Regions from separate parts of the Mus musculus genome. Here region 1 is linked to region 2. The links are chromatin loops, found by intact Hi-C in ENCODE. Cell type or tissue: left cerebral cortex. All regions are shown on one strand.

The links. A loop is a pair of places that touch in the nucleus more often than their neighbours do. Peaks named below come from ENCODE experiments on the same cell type or tissue, not always from the same donor. Only the 100,000 strongest peaks of a DNase experiment are listed, where the experiment ranks them.
Region 1: it touches region 2 in a loop (5-fold over the local background); 21 of 42 quality-filtered maps call a loop at or near these places.

Annotation. Positions count from the first base shown.
Region 1 is chr13:24,517,717-24,520,216 of GRCm38, reverse strand. It overlaps a transcript of Ripor2 not described here. Among named protein-coding and RNA genes, the nearest start is that of Gm22013, 32 kb to the right of the region's middle. In left cerebral cortex, a CTCF peak has its summit at 1,158 (motif pointing left); a DNase peak (open chromatin) is centred at 1,149.
Region 2 is chr13:24,686,052-24,688,551 of GRCm38, reverse strand. All of the region lies in intron 8 of Ripor2 (RHO family interacting cell polarization regulator 2), which reads right to left. Among named protein-coding and RNA genes, the nearest start is that of Ripor2, 49 kb to the right of the region's middle. In left cerebral cortex, a CTCF peak has its summit at 1,031 (motif pointing right); DNase peaks (open chromatin) are centred at 1,051 and 1,568; H3K4me3 peaks cover 541 bases; H3K27ac peaks cover 322 bases.

The sequences.
Region 1 (2,500 bases), 170 kb after region 2:
CCCAGTTGTATTCTGTGCTGGAGATCAAATGGAAGGCTTCTGTGTGCACAGTCTATTAACAGCGGCTGCCTCTGCTCCCTAACCTTGCGGCCAGTTCAAGTGCGAGCATTTGAGATGCTCCGTCGCTTTCTCCGCTGGTAGCTATCTATCAAGTCCTTTCTCAAGATGTCTTCAGATGCCCATCTTTCACAAAATTCCCTCCACACCATGTCACCTGGGCGTGACTTCCCTGTCAGACATTATTTGTTCTCCGGTGTTACTCCAATGTGAAGAGTTACCACATAGCTGAAACGGACACCAGTGTATGAGCTGAGTGGGTTTCACCCAGCCACCGATGGGCAGGCAAGCACTAATAGAAAATCAGAAAGTTACCACTCTGCCCTGGAGCATCCAGTCTCAGCAGGAGTAAGCACATCTTCTCTCACTGAAGTCCAACCAGGAAGTCCAGTTAGGGGAAGGGGAGCCAATGACAGGCAGCAGAGGCAGAGACAGCCCCCTGTGCAACTGTTAGGAGACCCACATGAAGACCAAGCTGCACATCTGCTCCAAAAGAATAGGGGGGCCTAGGTCCAGTCCCTGCTTGGTTGATGGTTCAGACTCTGTGAACCCCATGGGCCCAGATTAACTGACTTTGTAGGTCTTCTTGCAGTGTCCTCGGCCCCTCTGGATCCCTCAGTCCTACCCCCCACTCTTCCACAAGTCCTGCCTGATGTTTGGCTGTGGGCTTCTGCAACTGTGTGTCCATCTGCTGCTGGATGAAACTGCTCAGAAGCTAGGCTCTCCTTCTCTGAGAAGGGGTGCGGGGAGGATAATGGAAGGAGGGACTTGTAGAGGTGGGACTTGGAGGAGAAGGGACTGCAATCAGGATGTACAGTGAATAAGTAAATAATAAATAAGAAAGTCTAAAAGTTCTGAAAACTCTAGAGCTCTTCTCTGTGAGGTTTGGAAATCATAGAATCTTTCAAACTCGCATTTCTGCGTCACCATGGACATATGAGAGTCATTGGAAAGCAGAAGTCTGTGACTAAAGTTCCCATCGCATCCAGGGAAGCCATTATATTGCATTCATGTATTTGGGGATGACATCAATTTCCATTAACGGCTATGCTCCTTGTTAGGTTTGTGAAATACCACTGTGGCGCCACCTTGTGGCCACTACCCAGAACGCTTACAGAATCTTGTACTTGACCATCACAGAGGTCTTGGCTCCTCACATCAATATTTTTATATTTAAAAAATAAAGTGAAATACAGCCTTGGAAAATCCTAAATCTAGAGAGAGCTTTTACAGTTTTTAGCTGAAGTGAACCCAGTGAGGATTCATAGTAGTTACCATGAAAACAAAATTAGAGTTTGTACTTGATATTCATTGCTAGATTTCCCTCAACATCATTGGGTTGTATTTCCACACTATTTCTTAAATAAAACTGGCCACTGGTCTGTAAAAGTTGCCATATTCCGTTTATGTTAATTAATTCTTCACAGGCCGTTTAACTTCTTTTTTTAAAAACTTGTATCCCTAATAATTTTTAATTAGTAGTAAGATCTCCATTGAGATTAGATCTTGATCAGGAAGGGGGAGGGGGGTGTGTGTGTGTTGTTTGTGTTTGTGTGTGTTGTGTGTGTTTTGTGTGTGTGTATGTGTGTGTGATGTGTGTATGTGTGTTGTGTGTATTGGTGTGTGTTGTGTATGTGTGTGTGTTTGTATGTATGGTGTGTGTGTGTTTGTGGTATGTGTGTGTGGTGTATGGTGTGTGTTGTGTATGTGTGTGGTGTGTGTGTGTTTGTGGTATGTATATGTGTGTGTGGTGTATGGTGTGTGTTGTGTATGAGTGTGGTGTCTGTGTTGTTTGTGTGTGTGTTGTGTATGTGTGTGGGGTGTGTGTGTTGTTTGTGTGTGTGTTGTGTATGAGTGTGGTGTGTGTGTGTGTTGTTTGTGTTTGTGTGTGTGTTGTGTATGAGTGTGGTGTGTGTGTGTTGGGGGTGGTGGTAAGTAGCACAGGGCATGCTCCATGCCTCCTGGCCATCCCCATTCACAGATCCTGGTGTCCTGGGGCTGGTGGGAGTTGCAGAGATCTGATTGAGGTACAGTCAGGGAGAGGGTGATTCAAAAGCTTCTATTTATTTAGTTTTAGAATCGTTCTAGACAAAGAACTGGAAAGAAATGCCCTTGGCATTTACATTTCTCCTACCTGGAAACAGTACTTGAAGTTTCTATAGAAATTCTCTACTGAATAAGAATGCTCTGGAAAACAGGGGAGGGGGTGTGGGGGTGGCAGGTGGAGGGTGGGGCACTAAGGATACTGACAGTGTGACCACTGTCAAGATGAGCCTGGCCTGGTGGTACATGCCTGTCATCCCAAGCTTGAGAGTCGGAGGCCAAAGATCAGGAATTGAAGGTCTTCCTTGCATTGCTGTCCCAGAACAAGAAAATCACAAAAGGAGGAGAACAGAGGAGGAAACTCACCGCCCCTCCTCCCCCACGAGCTCCCCAGGGAGGT
Region 2 (2,500 bases):
GGAGGGTTTCTGCTTATTGGCTTTCTCAGCCTGCTCTCTTATAGCACCCAGGACTCCCAGTCCAGGGATGGCACCACCCACGATGGGCTGGGCCCTTCCCCATCATCACAAATTAAGAAAATGTTCTATGGCTGGATCTTATGGAGGCATTTTCTCAAATGAGGCGCCCTCCTCTCAGGTGACTCTAGCCTGCGTTGATTGACAGATCCAGTTAGCACAAGGTGCCTTTTCTTCCCCTGTGTCATCTGCAGGTCAACTTGAGCCTACCGCTTCAGCAGCAACACCTTGTCAGAATACACGGCCGCCGCCCTGGGACAGCTCCAGAGTCCCAGCTTCCATTACCCTTTCCACCTTCCTATTGATATTTACCAAAAGCCCACTGTGTGAGGGTGAAAATATTAATTTACATTTTAGAATTTCTCACTAAAAAAAAAAAACTATGACATAATTGCAGTGAAAAAATCAGCACAGACGTTTTCTATTTCTAACCTTTGAGTCCTGGGGCAAGTTTCTCCTGTGCTTGTACGTGCTTGTGCATGTATACACAGGCATATGTATGCCTATGTTTGCGGATGCTTCATAGACCCTTTTTTTTTTTTTTTTTTTTTTTTTTTCCTTTTTGAGATGGGATCTCTTACTGAACCTGGAGGTTGCTGTTTGGTTAGATTGGCTGGCCAGAAAGCACAGGGACCTACTACCCATCTCAAGTCCCTTTTCCATCAGAGGCCAAGTTGGGATTATAATCACATGACCCGATGCCCAGCTTTTTATGTGGGCTCTGCAGATCCAAACCCATATCCTTTTGCTCGCTTTATGCTGTCTTCCCTGCCCTGGGTTGTGTTTCTAGCAAACAAGATTTTACTCACGTAGACATAACAAGGATGATGTCACACTGTGTGTTTTACCTTCAGTGAATGGCTCAATTTATCTCAAATGGACAAATCTGCTTCCCATTGACCCATGGGCATGGTGATGAATAAGACGAATCCAGGGAAGCTTCAAAATGGGCTCACCTCTTACCATCTTTCGACACTAGATGGCAGCAGCTCACCAACTTGGCATGCCTTTTAGTTGGCGAGCCCATGCATTTAGGAGCAGCTCTCGCTAACAATTAGAAGCTAATGAGCCACTTAGGAGGACCCACTGTAATAAAAGCAGGATTGGAGGAAGCGATTTTCATGAATAATTCTGGAGCATTTAGGCTTTTTTCCCCCACCTCCACAAAAACACATCGGAAAGAAAGCACTGCTGGCTGGCTTTTATGAATCTGAAGCCCAATGTGCTAATTCTAAGAAAACCCTATTTACCCTTTGAATACCTACAAATTATCAGCTCCTGGTTAATCCACTAGCTGGTTACATGTTGAGGTGACAATAGGGACCCCGCTTCAGGGAAGCTGACTATGTACCATGATGGATACGTTGAGAAGGGTGGGGGGACTCTTTGACGATCTCCCTTCTCAAAATCACCAGAAATTTCTTATCACGGGAGGAGGAGGGCTGGGGTCGTGATGAGTTTTGGGTCTCACTGTCCATGGAATGAACACACCTTATTGACATTCCTTATAAGGCATCTCCAGCCTCTGGTGACAGTGATAACAGCAGAATGGCAGCAGGTAGGAGGAGCCAGTTCCAGCCGAAGCTCCCCAGGCGGGGGGAGCACTTCTGCTGGAGCACCAGCTATCGTGGACTTTGGGGCCTGGCTAGGTTCTGCAAATTCTGGCCCAAGGCCCTGCTGGCATTTCTACAGCTGCGAAAAGCCCAGTGTTTTCTCAGCTGCTTGGTGGTAACTGTTGTATCAGCTAGGTTTTCATGATGGCCACTCAGAAATCATCCCTGGGTTCCCTCAGGTGGGTCTCTTTTGATCTTTTACCTTGCTCCTGTGTTAATGATCCAACAGCTCTTCCACAGCCTGAATGGAGGACAGGGTGCTGCCCCCAGTGTGACTGTGGATAAATGATGCCCCCGCTCATGGTTGAACATTTGGCCACCAGCTGGGTAGCTCTGTTGTGGGAGGTTATGGAGTCTTTAAGAGTTAGGGCCTAGCTGGAGGAATCAGACACTGGAGAGTGTGTTCTTGAGGTTTATAACTCTGCTTTGCTTCCAGCCTGTGTCTGGCTTCCTGATCCACTCTAACCCCTGCCTCAGCTGCCGGCCTCTCCGACTACCATAGCTCCCCTTCCCATAGTGGACTAAACTCCTCCAAATCTTAAGCCGCCACGGATCGTTTTCCTCTTAAGTTGTTTCTTTCAGAGAATTTATCACAGTGGAGAAAGGTTGCAGATACAACCTCATAGCTATCTACAGCTACACAGCTATAGAGCCTCCCAGCTACCTACAGCCACACAGCTGCTCACCTGGCTCCCCGTGCCACTGGCTGCCTTTGCTCAGACACGGTTCTGGTCATAGAAGTACTCCATTGTTTCCCAGTTTTGCCATGACCTTCCTAAGAGTGTACCTCGGACTGTGTCTTAGTACTGGCCTTCCTGCTTCCTGGGCAG